3 separate regions of the Homo sapiens genome follow, and regions 1 and 3 are each linked to region 2. The links are chromatin loops, found by intact Hi-C in ENCODE. Cell type or tissue: IMR-90. All regions are shown on one strand. Region 1 holds the start of MTERF4 (mitochondrial transcription termination factor 4). Region 2 overlaps CROCC2 (ciliary rootlet coiled-coil, rootletin family member 2). Region 3 overlaps SNED1 (sushi, nidogen and EGF like domains 1).

What was found. Hi-C counts contacts between places; a loop is a spot of excess contacts. Peaks named below come from ENCODE experiments on the same cell type or tissue, not always from the same donor. Only the 100,000 strongest peaks of a DNase experiment are listed, where the experiment ranks them.
Region 1: a loop joins it to region 2, with 13 times the contacts of the local background. A loop is called at or near these places in 5 of 110 quality-filtered maps.
Region 3: it touches region 2 in a loop (3-fold over the local background); 11 of 110 quality-filtered maps call a loop at or near these places.

Annotation. Positions count from the first base shown.
Region 1 is chr2:241,099,470-241,104,469 of GRCh38, forward strand. MTERF4 (mitochondrial transcription termination factor 4) reads right to left here and starts at 2,818. Exons shown (of 4, transcript NM_182501.4): 1 at 2,784-2,818; 2 at 1-425. The coding sequence starts at 2,804. RefSeq lists enhancers at 2,065-2,604, 2,605-3,144. In IMR-90, no CTCF peak of the experiment used is centred here; a DNase peak (open chromatin) is centred at 2,892; H3K4me3 peaks cover 1,928 bases; H3K27ac peaks cover 585 bases.
Region 2 is chr2:240,912,390-240,917,389 of GRCh38, forward strand. The region is part of intron 1 of CROCC2 (ciliary rootlet coiled-coil, rootletin family member 2); the gene reads left to right. Among named protein-coding and RNA genes, the nearest start is that of CROCC2, 8.6 kb to the left of the region's middle. In IMR-90, CTCF peaks have their summits at 2,151 (motif pointing right) and 4,261; DNase peaks (open chromatin) are centred at 1,022 and 4,342; H3K27ac peaks cover 2,319 bases.
Region 3 is chr2:241,075,769-241,080,768 of GRCh38, forward strand. The region is part of intron 27 of SNED1 (sushi, nidogen and EGF like domains 1); the gene reads left to right. It also overlaps a transcript of MTERF4 not described here. Among named protein-coding and RNA genes, the nearest start is that of SNED1-AS1, 14 kb to the left of the region's middle. In IMR-90, a CTCF peak has its summit at 2,814 (motif pointing right); a DNase peak (open chromatin) is centred at 2,833.

The DNA of each region.
Region 1 (5,000 bases), 190 kb after region 2:
GGACTTTTCTTCAAGACCACACACACAGGCTCTGGATTCAGACCCAAGAGAATAAATTCTGAAATGATGTCCAGCAACTGTTGAAGACTGGCACCTCGCCGTACACTGAGCAATTCATTAATATGGGCATTGCTGAAACCCATGTCCAGGAGGGAACTCATGACCCTCTCTAGCTCCAAGGACCCTTGTACCACAGGAGTCCCCTGCTTCTCAAGGAGGCACTGAACAAGATTCCTCCTGCACTCTGGTTCCTGCACATAGTTATTGGATCTAACACAAGATAACTCCTCAATGACCCCTCCATTGGAGGCTGTAGTCAGTTTGCGCAACAAAGAAGCTGTCGTCCTTCTCTGTTCTCCAAGATGAGGAGTCTGCCTAGCCATACAGGCCCAGGTGAGGGGGATCAGGCGGTGCCAATCAAGGACCTGTAAGACACAGGACCAAAAGACAATTAATTCCTCACTATTCCAGTGTAATGGACACCATAAGACTTCTGAGCCAGAGTACTTACTGCCTTGGTTCCACACAAACATACAATTTTTATAAGCAATCTGCAAAATCCTATCTGAACTTAAGCCTACAGAGAAGGAAGCTCACAAAGAACAGGGTATTTCAAGGCCACAGAGATGGGAGTCAAGCAGGTACAATATTGTTAGCTTTTGCAGCTTTAAGGATGGGAGCAGGGACATGGAGGAAGAGGGAAAAACTATTTCTAGGCCACCTGGTCATGTGTGCCAGAAAAGTCTGGACCTCAGACTACTTTCCAGATTCATGTTCTTAAATTCATTCCACGAGAAGAATCTTGTGGGATACAGAGTTGGCCCTTGAACAACAAGGGTTTGAACTGCTTGGATCCACTTATATGTGGATTTTCTTCCGCCTCTGCCACCCTTGAGACACCAAGACCAAACTCTCCTTCACCTCCTCTTCAGCCTAAAGACCTTATGAGGATCTACTTCCTCTTAATGAATAGTAAATACATTTTCTCTTAGGATTTTCTTTTTGTTTTTTGAGACGGGGGTCTCACTCTGTTGCCCAGGCTGGAGTGCAGTGGTGCAATCATGGCTCACTGCAGCCTTGACTTCCCCAGGCTGAGGTAATCCTCCCACCTCAGCCTTCTGAGTAGCTGGGACTACAGGTGCACACTACACCCTGCTAATTTTTGTATTTTTTGTAGAGACGGGGTTTTGCCCTTATGATTTTCTGAATAACGTTTTCTTTTCTCTAGCTTACTTTAAGAATACAGAATGCAATATATATATATACAAGATATGTGTTAACTGTTTATGTTGTCGGTAAGGCTTCCAGTCATGAGTAGGCTATTAGTAGTTGAGTTTTGGAGGAGTCAAACGTTATACACTGATTTTCAACTGGTGTGGGGGCGGTCTGGTGCCCCTAACCCCTGTGTTGTTCAAGGGTCACAGTAATTAGTCAACTTGCATACACAATTCCAGTTGACCTCAAAAGTCTTCAGTGGTTCAGGCTGGTGCTTAACAAACTATGCACAAATCATCCAGGCACTCTAAGCCAGCAGTCTTCAACGTTTTTGGCACCAGGGACTGGCTTCATGGAAGACAATTTTTCCACAGACTGGTGAGGGGTTTCAGGATGATTCAAGCATATTACATTTGTTGTGCACTTTATTTCTGTTATTTTCACGTTGTAATATAAGATGAAATAATTATACAACTCACCATAATGTAGAATCACTGGGAGCCCTGAGCTTGTTTTCCTACAACCAGGAGGTGCCATCTGGGGTTGATGGGAAACAGTGACAGATCATCGGGCATCAGATTCTCATAAGGAGCGCAACCTGGACCCCTCAAAGGCGCAGTTCACAATAGGGTTCGCGCTCCAGTGAGAATCTAAGGCGGCTGGTCTGACAGGAGGCGGAGCTCAGGCGGTAATGCCAGCGAAGGGAGCGGCTGTAAATACAGTCTGGCTGGCTCACTTGCCGCTCACCTCCTGCTGTGCAGCCTGGTTCCTAATAGGCAAGGGACGGTACCGGGGGTTGGGGAACCCCTGCTCTAAAACCTTCACATCGGTCCCAACCCCTTCTCCAGCGTCATCGATTGTCGCCCTGGGGCCACCCTGCCAAGCCCAAGCTCTGGCTGCTCTCCAGCCTCCCCTGTCCAGATGCTCCCTCCGCCAGGAACACCTGGCAGTCGCTGGGGTCAGCGGGCGCGGCCCGTGGAACTGGGCTCAAGCCTAAAGACCTCTATGCTGATTCCGCTTCCTCTTAATGAAAAGTACATGTTATCTTCCTTGTGAAGTTCAAACTCTTGTTCAACAGTCAACTCAGGCCGGGCGCGGTGGCTCACGCCTGTAATCCCAGCACTTTGGGAGTTCGAGGCGGGTGGATCACCTGAGGCCAGAAGTTACAGACCAGACTGGCCAACACGGTGAAACCCCGTCTCTACTAAAAATACAAAAATTAGCCAGGCATGGTGGCGGGCGCCTGTAATCCCAGCTACTTGGGAGGCTGAAGCAGTAGAATTGCTTGAACCCGGGAGGCGGAGGTTGCAGTGAGCCGAGATCGCGCCATTGCACTCCAGCCTGGAGACAGAGCGAGACTTTGTCTCAAAAAAAAAAAATGTCAACTCTATATCCCACAATAATTGAGCAGAGCCACGGGTCCAGGATGCCAAAACCAGGTCAGCGTGCACGGACCTCCGGGAGGGCTCCACGACCTGGCCGTGAAACACTCGGCGGCCGCGGTTCCTCTGCGTCGCTGCCCGCCCGCCTGCGACCCGGAGAAGCCCGCGCGCCCAGCTCGAGCTTACCTGACGGCCGAACGCAGCCATAGCGCGGAGAAGATGGCAGCAGTTACGGCGCCGGAAGCAGCGGTCCTCCCCCGTCCTTCACTTCCGGCCCCCGGTCCGTCACCGACGCCGTTCCCAGCGCCAGCGCGGTGTGGTGGATCGTGATTCCGGCCCGGAGCTGTGCTGAGCGTTCACGGCCCCGCGGGGCTCAGGTGTCCCGGGGCCGCCCCTTAGAAAGCCGGAAGGCCGGAGTCGCGCCCGTCACCGTGCCGCCGCCTCTGCCGCGGCCTCAGCCTTCGGGGGCCTCGGTGTCCGGTTGTTCCCGTTGCACTGCCGTGTCCCGTTTCGCAGAGCTCTGGGCCGCGTGAACGAATGGGTCGTCCTGGCCCATACTTGTGTTTCAGATGACCTGAGAATTCCTCTCAAGAGTACAGGTAGAGGGGAACTGGTTCCTTGCTTCGGGAACTTCACCCGAGAGCGCAGAAATCCTTCCCGAGGCAGGAAAAATGGATTCCGTTCCATGTAGAGATATTTAAGATTTTATTGTGTAAAAATCTGTATTCAGCGTGAACACCGGGGCCACCTACGCACAAAAAGAAGTCTTTACCGCTTTTCTTTCTTTTTACTCTCAGCCAGTGGAAGATGAGAATTTGCCGTTTTTAAAAGACCCAAGTAAAATGACAGGAATTACGGCACATTTCCCTTTATAAGCAAGAGCCTTCCCAACTTCGAGGTCTGGTTCCCTCTTAGGATGAAATATAGTAAAGTTTTAGCCCAATGTGTATTCATTCTTAAATTTCCTCTCTCGACCTAAGAGCGTAGGCATCTTTCACAAGGTGATGCTTGTGAAGAATAAAAAGGTGTGCTTTCTCAGCTGCCTAAATCCTGCCACCAAAGCCTTAATTTATAAGCATTTCTTGTTTTATCTACTTCATTCTGGACTGACATAAAGGATTTGATTCTTGCATGGGCACACATTTACATATCTGCTTTGCGCCAGGCATGGAGTGGGGTGCCAAACAATTTATGTAAAACTGTCTTTTGACAAAAGGATTATGTCAAAGAAAAGGAAGGTTCTAATCCGTGTAGAAACTAAAGAATTGGTTGCTTTGGCAGAGTGCAGTGGCCCACGCCTGTAATCCCAGCACTGTGAGAGGCTGAGGTGGGGGGGATTGCCTGGGCTCAGGAGTTCAAGACCAACCTGAGCAACATAGGAAAATCCTGTCTCTACAAAAAATAAAAAATTAGCCGGGAGTAGTGGCGTGCACCTGTAGTCCCAGCTACTCAGGAGCCTGAAGTGGGAGGATCACTTGAGTCCAGGAGGTTGAGGCTGCAGTGAGCCATGATTGCACCACTGCACTCCAGCCTGCGTAACAGAGCAAGACCTTGTCTCAAAAAACAAAAGGAAAAAAAAAATTGGTTGCCTTTGTTGTTTTTTATAATGTAATTTTCTTCTCAAAATACTCAACTGTCAACATCTCACAATAAATTGTGTTAATGCTACACCAAAAGCCTAAGAAAATCCCATGAGCCACCCCAACTCCCTGGAAAGAATCAAGGAACCTGAACAGTTTGTCTAGCTCTAGAAATAAAATGACAGCTGGGACATGGGGATTACTATGAAAAATTGACATGAGCCCGGGTGTGGTGGCTCACGCCTGTAATCCCAGCACTTTGGGAGGCCGAGGTGGGCAGATCACCTGAGGTCAGGGGTTTGAGACCAGCCTGGAAAACATGGTGAAACCCCATCTCTACTAAAAATACAAAAATTAGCCAGGCATGGTGGTGGGCACCTGTAGTGTCAGCTACTCAGGAGGCTGAGGCAGGAGAATCACTTGAACCTGGGAGGCGGAGGTTGCAGTGAGCCAAGATCACGCCATTGTACTGCAGCCTGGGCAACAAAAGCGAAAGTACTTCTCAAAAAAAAAAAAAAAAAATTTGACATCACCTTCAGTCTTGTGTGAAAACTTTGCTCTCTCGAACCATACTTTAAAAATATGCAGTGGGTTGGGCACGGTGGCTCATGCTTGTAATCCCAGCACTTTGAGAGGCTGAGATGGGTGGATCACCTGAGGTCAGGAGTTCGAGACCAGCCTGGCCAATATAGTGAAACCCTGCCTCTACTAAAAATACAAAAATTAGCCAGGTAACGTGATAACGCACACTTGTAATCCCAGCTACTCGGGAGGCTGAGGCAGGAGAATTGCTTGAACCCAGGGAACGGAGGTTGCAGTGAGC
Region 2 (5,000 bases):
ATGAATTAGGGGTTCTTCCAACTCCCTGCTCAACTTGATAATTTGCTGGAACAGCTCACAGAACTCTGGAAGTGACTTTCCCATTTGATTACTGGTTTATTATAAAGGACACAACTCAGGACTAGCCGGAAGGAGAGGTGCCCAGGTCAAGGTACAGGGGGCAGGTACGGAGCCTCCAGGCCCCTGGGCACACCAACCACCCACAGCACTGCCTTGTATTCAGCAACCCAGCCTGCCCAGCCCTGTGGTTTAGGGTTTTTATGGAACCTTCATTAAGTAGGCAAAATTCATTAAATCACTGGCCGTTGGTGATCAGCTCCAGAGACAGCTCCTCTCCCCTCCCCAGATGTCAGGGTGTGGGGCTGAAAGCACCAACGTTCTAATCGTGCCGTGGTCTTTCTGGTAACCAGCCCCTACTTTGCGGCTATCCAGGGGCCCTGGCCATCAGTCGTCTCATAGGCCAACAGAAGACACGCTTATCACTCAGGAGATCCCAAGGGACCAAGTCTAGGGTCCCCACCACGGGACAGGAGCGGTGGATGGTTTCCAAGCAGCCAGGCCACGGTGCCCGTCGCTGAGCTCCGCACTGTCACAAGCAAGCCAGAGGCAGATGCTCAGCCCATCTCCCAATCTCCCAGGCCACATCCAGGCCCTGTCAGGCACAGCCAGGGCCACTGTGCTAACAACACGGGCCCATCCTCCCGCTCAGGAACCCCCACTAGCCCCGGGGTCCAAGGATCGTGTCCCACAATCCTCCACAGAACATTTGAGGCCCTCACGGTCTGGAGCCAGGTTCCTGCTCTGCCTCACTCACCCCCATCCCCACTGCCCCTCCCCCAGACCCTGCACAGACCCCTGGAGATGCACCCCCTCCACCTTTGCTTCCACAGCTCCCTCCACATGGACACAGTGCCCGGGCTCTCTAGCTGGTGGGCTCTTTCTTATCCCACCTCCCCCAGGAAGCCTGCGTGGGCGCCAGGGACACAGGGATAAACAGGAAAGACAGGGTCCTTGCCCTCCTCGAGTTCCTTGTTCTGAGTCATTTTGCCATTGGTGATTCGGACCTGAGGCAGTTCCAGCTGAGCTCTCAGTCTTCTGAGCAGGAGCAGTGCGCTGTGTCCGAGCCTGTCTGTGTGCCAAGCATTGTGTTGGTGGCATAGAAGGGAGTGAGAAGTTGTCTCTCCCCATCCACAATCCCTGCCTCAGTGCCTAGCCGGCCGGGGTCCTGCCTGCAGGGGTGGCCTAGATTTATCAACACCTGAGGAGCAAACTGACACCCACAGAGGCATGTTCCCGCTCCTGGGTGATGCCCAGGCCCAGAGTGTGCTCCACAAACACAGAGACTTAAACTGAGCAATTGCTGAAATACAGCATTTTGGAGGCCAGGTGTTATCCCAGGCACAGAGAAGCTCTTTTTCCTAAGGAAATGGAGCCTGGCAGGAGGCCACCCAGCCCAAGGCCCTCTCTGCGGCGGGCCGGGCTGCGGAAGGACGGCAAGCAGACGTCCGGTGGCTGGACTTGGCCGGAGGCCCTGTCCTCAGATGTGTTCTTCAAGCTGTGCCTGCTCCTGGCAAGGCCAGACTTCCCCGCCCAGGGATGCTGGGAGGGCCATGGAGGGCCCGGGAGAGAAAGGCAGCAGCCGCAGCATGGCTGGGCTCAGACACAGGAGGAAAGGGGCTGCCGCCCGGCCCGGAAGCTGCTTGGTTCCCTGCCCTTTGCTCAGGCTGGGAAGGGGGCACACAGGGGAGGAGAACTGCAGTGGAGCCAAGTCCAGACACCGCCGCTGGGAAGGCTCATCAGTGACCACCCTTGTGCGCGAGTGGGGGCCCAAGGCTGGGGTCCCAGTCCTAACGCTGCTGCTGAGCAGGTGCTCTTGAGCAAGTCTCAGAGGTGCCAAGCCTCACCCTCCTCACCCATTAAGGCGGAGGCCAGAAGCCTCCAATGCAGGCCAGGACAATGGATGTGAAAACGTTTGCAAGTGGAGAGCGTGGAGAACCCTGCGGGCCGATGCTGGCGCGCGCCTTCACTCTCGTGGACACACATCTTTCATTTTCCACTGAGCACTGGTCCGAGATGCCGTCCAAACCCCCAGCCCCAGCCTCCGTTCTACAAGAGCAGGACCTGGCAGCCCCCTGCAGCGCTCCTCGCGGCCACACGGGGGCACTGTTGGAGCTCAGGGAAGGGACCCTCCACCCTCTGGCTGGGAGCTGCCTCCATCCCACCCCTCACTCAGGAGGTTCGCCCTCCACCCCACCCTTCACTCGGGGGTCCACCCCTCAATGAGGGTGACCCAGGCTGACCGAGGAGCCTGCTGGTGGGTGGGCGGGGGTCCCGATGGACGTGCTCCCCCTCCCGCCCCCAGCTCAGGCAGCTGTCCAAGCAGGACGGGACGACGGGGTGGTGGGGCTGCTGAGGGCTGGTGGGGCCAGTGACCCTTGGGTCTGAGCTTCAGCAGGCCCCTGACCGTCCCTGCTTCAGATGGCTTTGACGAGGGTGTGGGGGATTTCCCTCCAAGTCTTCTGACCCCTGACAGCATCTCCAAGGTGATGCCCCAGGCGCAGGGATGGGAATCAGCGCAAGAGCGTGGCCTCCAGATAAAGCCAAGACTCGGGTTTTTCGGTGCAGACCTACAGTCCCTGCGCCCTCCCTGCAGGCGGAAGCCTTTTGCAGGCAGTATGGGCTGGCAGGTGCGCTGTGGCTCCACCCCACCCCAGTGGAGAGCTGGGGTCGTGTCCCTGGCCTCAGTTTCCCCATCTGCAGCATGATGATAAGGTGACCTCCCGGCCCCCCATTCCAGGGTCTTGGCCAAGGCCCTGGAATGGGGAAGGGGTGTAAGAGGAGAGGCCCTGGTAGCAGCCCTGAAACCCCCGGTCCCCAGCAAGTGCCAAAGTGCAGGTGGGACCCTGGATCCACACGAGGGTTCTGATTCCATCAGAGTGTGGGAGGTCATTTGCCTCCAGGCAAGATTCCAGCAGCTTGCATTTCCCAGGGGCTGGTGGCCAGTTGGGGGCAGGCAGCTGAGGCCACACGTGGTCCATCCACTGCACCCTCACAGAGCCTCAGCCCCTGGCCCTGGGATCCAGGAGGGCCTGGATGGCCAACGCTCCCATTTCACAGATGGGGACATGAGGTGGGGGGTAACACCCACGGTCTCTGTTTATTGGTGGCATAGCAAGGACCCCAGTCCAACTCTTTTAGAGGGGAGCCCTGCTCTAACCCTGTGGAGGCAGAGATATGGGGAGCCCACATTTCCCCCAAGGTTTGGCTGTCCCTCTCCACACAACCAAATGGGGTGGCGCAGCAGTGAGGACCCGCTGGCTCTCCCTGCTGGGCCACCCCCCTCAGGGCCAGGATCGGGTTGAGTGGGCCAGCTACCCCTAGCGTAGCTCCACTCAGGGGCTGTGACCTCCCTGGGGTCTTTAATGCAGGTTGAGCTGAAGAAGGTGCTGGGGGCAGGAGGAAGAGATAGGGGCCGGGCTCAGCTGTGAGTCTGGGGCCTTAGGGGAAAGTGACCTCCAGCCCTGGTGTTCCCTCCCACTGCGAGGCCTTCTAGAATACAAGCCTCCAGCGGACGCTGGGCCACAGCCTGGGCCCACCCCGCAGAGGCCCCGGGCGGGAAACGGGCAGGCCCAGAAGGACCCACAGGTCGCGGAGGGGACGCCCTGCCTGTACCCGCCGGCGCAGGTGGCAGCGCAGAGTCCCTGGGAGGGGCCTGGGGAGTGGGCGGTGCCGACCCTCAGGACCACCCTGGAGCCGTGGGGAAGGAAGCAGCATCGGCGGGGTCCTAAGCGCTTAGGCTGGCGGCACAGGCCTCCGGACACGCCGACCTCCACCTTCCCTTCCTTCCCCTCCTCTCCCATCCCTGCCTCTCCCCTGCTTGCTCCTTCCCTCAGCCCTTCTCTCCTCCGGGTGGTTCCATGGGGGCGGCGCTGCCCTCACACTCCAAAGTCGCGCCCACTCTACGCCCCCTGCGCCCCCCTCTGCGTCCCCCTGCGCCCCCCTGCTCGCCCCCTCCTTCCCCGGTGCCCCCCGCCCACCTGCACGACCCCTGCGTCCCCCGCCCCCCCCATGCGCTCCCCCCGTGCCCCCGCGCCCCCGCGCCCCCTGCGCTCCCCGCTCCCCCCGTGTCCCCCTGAACGCCCCCTGCGCTCCCCCCGCGCTCCCCGCGCCCCCCTCCGGCTCCAGCTGGGCCGCGGCCTATTGCAGGCACCCGTCCACAGATGGAACCCATTACGCCCCAGCGCCTCTCGGGACGTCCCGCTAATAAGTGACCCTCTGTAAATGTTAGGAATGAGTCAAGTTTACTCCGCGCTGCAGCCTTCCCGTTAGCGGGTGGCGCCGCCGATGCCCGGGGGAGCGCAGGGCGGGAGCTGCTGAGCAGGCGGAGGGAGGGCGGGGCAGAGCCCTTCCCAGTCTGGGGGATTGAGCGGAGCATGACGGTCTCTGATCAAGGAGCCTGGGGTGCCTCTTGCCACCCTGCTGGGCCTCCGTTCTCCGCTGTGCAAAATAAGGGGTTTAGAACAGAATGGCTGAGCCCCTTCCAGCAGCTCTCCTCCTGGTTGGTGGTCTTGGCACCTGGGTCCCAGCTGGGCCCAGGAGGAGGAGCAGGGACTTCCCTCCCCCTCCCCCACTGGGCTGCTGCTCCCAAGGGGGGCCCATTACTCCCTCCAGAAGAAGAGGCAATGGGGGAACCTGCAGTGAAGGCGCCTCCCAAGACCTCCCAGGGGACTGAGAGACAGACCCTGGTGCACGGGCTGTCGGGAGGACGGGCGGGCTGGCCCCAGACCTCAGCTGATAGTGGGGAGGCGTTTGCTGAGTGGCTGCCCTTTGCAGGGCAGCAGAGTCGGAATAGGGCCTCTCCAGGCGCCATGCTGAGCCTGGGTCTGCGGTGACTCTCCAACCCCGGCGAGGGGGGCCGCGATCTTTGGGGTGCAGATGGAGGAGGAGGCCTGTGTCCAGGGAGCATCCGGGATAGCCAGACAGCATGCACCAGGTGCAGG
Region 3 (5,000 bases), 160 kb after region 2:
ACCAAAGTTAGAAAGTTATTCATGTATATTTTTTTCACAAAGATGTAAAGTTTTGCTTTTGACCTGTAGGTCATTAATCTGTTAGACTGTGTGTGTGTGAGAAGTTGGGCTACAATTTCATTTTTTATGCATATGGGTAAACTGGATTTTTCATCTCTTCATGCTAAAAAGTCCCTTTTTCCCCCACTGTCAGTATCAAAATTCCACATATAAAAGTAGAATTCTGGCGGCGTCAATTTGATACATCTGTGCCAATACTGCCCTGTGTTCACTCTAACTTTGTAAGTCCTGGAACTGATTGGCAAAGTTCCTTTCCTTTACTCTTCATCTTCAGAAGTATCATTGCTACCCTTGGCCTTTTTTCTTCCACATATACACCTTCAAATCTAGTCACACTCTATGGAAAAGGCCTTTGAGATAATGATGACTGGGTGTGCATTCAATCCATTGACCATTTTTGTGAAAATTGACATCTTTAGGATAGTAAGTCTATATCCATGGACATGGGATGTCTCTCCATATATGACATTATGACTTATTTAATATCTTTCAGTAAAGTTTTATATGGAATTCAGACTTATTCCTAGGTATTTTATAGTTTGATACTATTATATAGTTTGATACTAGTATATACTTTAAAAGTTACTTTTCCTGATTATTTATTACTGGAGTATAGATATTTATTTGACCTTTGCATACTGACCTTATAGCCAACCATCTTGCCAAACTCTCCTATTCTTGTCATACATTCTTTGGGGTTTTCTATATATATATAAAATCATATCCTTTTAAAGATTAATTGTTTGCCTTTTAAAACTCAGACCTGCTCACACCTGTAATCCCAGCACTTTGGGAGGCCTAGGCAGGTGAATCACTTGAGGCCAGGAAGGAGTTCAAGACTAGCCTGGCCAACATGGTGAAACCTGTTGGTGTGGTAATGGGTTAAGGATAGGCATTTAGATCAGTGGAAAAGAACTGAGAGTCCAGGGCCGGGCGCGGGGGCTCACGCCTGTAATCCGTGGAAAAGAACTGAGAGTCCAGGGCCGGGCGCAGTGGCTCAGGCCTGTAATCCCAGCACTTTGGGAGGCCGAGGCGGGCGGATCACCAGGTCAGGAGATCGAGACCATGGTGAAACCCCGTCTCTACTAAAAATACAAAAAATTAGCTGGGCATGGTGGCGGGCGCCTGTGGTCCCAGCTACTCCGGAGGCTGAGGCAGGAGAATGGCGTGAACCCGGGAGGTGGAGCTTGCAGTGAGCTGAGATTGCGCCACTGCACTCCAGCCTGGGCGACAGAGCGAGACTCCGTCTCAAAAAAAAAAAAAAAGAATTGAGAGTCTGGAAATAAACCACACGTCAATGGCCAACTGACTTCTACAAGGGGGCTGAAACCATTCAATGTGGAAAGAATAGTCTCAGCAAATGGTGCTGGGACAGCTGGATATCCACATGCAAAAAGAATGAGGCCGGAGCCCTCGTACCATATACCTCATAACACAAATTACCACAAATTGACCAACAACCTAAATGTTAGGAGCTAAAACCAAAACTCTTAGAAGAAAACATAGGAGTAAATCTTCATGACCTTCGATCATGAGGGTCCTTAGGCTCAACAATAAAAGTATGAGCAACAACAAAAATCTATATATAAACTACTCTTCATCAAAACTTAAAACTTCTGTGCCTCAAAGGATGCCATCAAGGAAGTGACATGACAACCTGTGGAGTGGAGGAAACATGCAAATCATACCTGATCAGAGACCCGCGTCTAAAATAAAGAGCTCTGACAACTGAACAATAAAAAGACAAACAACCCAGTTCAGACATGGGCAAATCATACCTGATCAGAGACCCATATCTAAAATAAAGAGCTCTGACAACTAAACAATAAAAAGACAACCCAATTCAGACAGGGGCAAAGGACCTAAAAAGACATTTCTGCAAGGAAGATATGCAAATGGCCAGTAATCACACCGAAAAGATCCTTGACATCATTAGTCAGCAGGGAAATGCACATCAAAACCACTAGGATGGCGGGAATTAAAAAGTCAGATAATAATAAGCATTGGTGAGGACGTGGAGAGATCAGAACCCTCTACGCTGCTGGTGGGACTGTAAAGTGGTACAGCTGCTCTGGAAAACAGTCTGGCAGTTCCTTAAAGGATTAAACCAATAGTTACCGCATGACCCAGTAATTGCACTCCTAGGTATATACCCAAGAGAAATGAAAACCTATGTCCACATGAGGTCCTGTACACAAATATTTATAGCAGCACAGCACAAAAGCCAGAAAGTAGAAACCACCAAAGTGTCAATCAACTAACGAAAGGAAAAGTGGCCGGGCGCGGTGGCTCACGCCTGTAATCCCAGCACTTTGGGAGGCCGAGGCGGGCAGATCACCAGGTCAGGCGTTCGAGACAAGTCTGGCCAACGCGGTGAAACCCCGTCTCTACTAAAAATACAAAAATTAGCTGGGCGTGGTGGCGGGCGCCTGTAGTCCCAGCTCCTCAGGAGGCTGAGGCAGGAGAATCGCTTGAACCCGGGAGGTGGAGTTTGCAGTGAGGTGAGATCGCGCCACTGCACTGCAGCCTGGGAGACAGAACTAGACTCCGTCTCAAAAAAAAAAAAAAAAGAAAGAAAGAAAAGAAAGGATAAGCAAAACATGGTATATCCACTCAATGGAACACGATTCAACCATAAAACAAGGACGCATGCTGCATGCTACAACATGGATGAATCTTGAAAACATGCTAAGTGGAAGAAGCCAGACACAGAAGACTCTATGTACTATGATTCCATTCATATGAAAGTCCAGCAGAGGGAGCTCTCTAGTGACAGAAAGTACATTAGCGGTTGCTCAGGACTGGAGGGTGGAGGGGATGGGGAAGGCAGTAACAGCTAAAAGGTACAAGGTTTCTTTCTGAGGTCACGAAAATGTTCTAAAATTGTGCTGATGGATGCCTGTATCTGTGAATATGCTTAAAACCAATAAATTGTACACTTTGGGTGAATTTTATGTTATATGAATTATCTCAATAATGCCTGCTTTAAAAAAGTTATGTGCAGGCCAGGCACGGTGGCTCATGCCTGTAATCCCAGCACTTTGGGAGGCTGAGGCAGGTGGATCACTTGAGGTCAGGAGTTCGAGACCAGCCTGGCCAACATAGGGAAACCCTGTCTCTACTAAAAATACAAAAATTAGCCAGGCATGGTGGCACACGCCTATAATCCCAGCTATTCAGGAGGCTGAGGCAGAAGAATTGCTTGAACCCAGGAGGCGGAGGCTGCAGCGAGCCGAGATCGCACCATTGCACTCCAGCCTGGGTGACAGGGTAAGACTCCATCTCAAAAAAAAAAAAAAAAAGGCCGGGCGCGGTGGCTCACATCTGTAATCCCAGCACTTTGGGAGGCCGAGGCAGGTGGATCACAAGTTCAGGAGATCGAGACCATCCTGGCTAACATGGTGAAACCCCATCTCTACTAAAAATACAAAAAATTAGCCGGGCGCAGTGGCAGGCGCCTGTAGTCCCAGCTACTCAGGAGGCTGAGGCAGGAGAATGGCATGAACCCAGGAGGCGGAGCTTGCAGTGAGCCAAGATCGCCCCACTGCACTCCAGCCTGGGCGACAGAGTGAGACTCCATCTCAAAAAAAAAAAAAAAAAGTAACGTGCAGAACAGTGTTTTCAGTATGTTGTCTTTTGTGTAGGAAAATGGAGAAGGGAAATACAAATTTTGTCCTCATTTTAATAAAGAAATGAAACTAATAAGATGGTTCACTAAATGAGGAGGGAAAGAACTGCATAATGGGACTGGAGATCGGCGAGGCTTCTCTGAATGAACCTTGTTTTACAGTTTTGACTTTAGAACCAAAAAAAAGGTTTTAAAAACAATAAAAAGAAAAGGCAACACCTAAAAATTGAAAACATACTGAAATAAGTAAACCTAGTTATCATGTGGATGGCATAACCACACAGGAAAAAAATATCATTGCAAGCGATTTTAATAAGAGTAGTCTGTTCACCCCTAATGGAATATGGTCTAAGGATAAAAAGCATCGCCAAGGAATGTTAGGCTATACTCAGTGATCTTAATGTTAGTAGTAATACCTGAATTGTTATTTTGAAATGATTGCATGTATATGGTAGGATAAAGAAAATAATTGTTAACGCCACCAAGATTTTCAGTGTAAAGAATTAAAAATATAAAATGAAAGAAGTTAAAAATCTTGTTTGTTTTGGCTGGGCGCAGTGGCTCACACCTGTAATCCCAGCACTTTGGGAGGCTGAAACGGGCAGTTGACTTGAGGTCAGGAGTTTGAATCCAGCCTGGACAACATGGTGAAACCCCGTCTCTACTAAAATACAAAAATTAGCCAGGCATGGTGGTGCGCGCCTGTAGTACCAGCTACTCGGGAGGCTGAGGTGGGAGAATCACTTGAACCCAGGAGGCAGAGGTTACAGTGAGCTGAGATCGCGACACTGCACTCCAGCCTGGGCAACAGAGCAAGACTCCATCTCAAAATAAATAAATAAAATCTTGTTTGTCTTTTGATTCTGTTAATTTGAAATGGAAATATTAGTATGAACTCATAATGTGTTTATTTTTTAAAGAAGCCTAATTTTCTAGTTCTGTTCATTGAAAGGCCTGAAGCTGTGACATCCCATAATAGGGAGCGGTGTGAGTGCCAGGCTGTGGGCTCTAGATCTCGTTCTCACCAAGAAGCCAGTGATCTTTGGAGAAATGGGTGATTCCAAGACTGAAGCAGGATGTGGACAAAATAAGCCCAGGACATGTTGTGTAAAAAGCAAGCAAGCTTTCAAAACAGCAGACCATGTCCTGAGGGCGGGGAGCCAACCTGAAGGGCTCCCGCTGTCCAAAGACAGAATAAATTGAGCATCAGGAAAACAACTGACAGCAATGGACGGAAGCCCATGAAATATACCAATATCTCTGTGTTCATCGTGATGCTCAGAAAGAAGAAGCAACCTAGTGGGCAACTTTG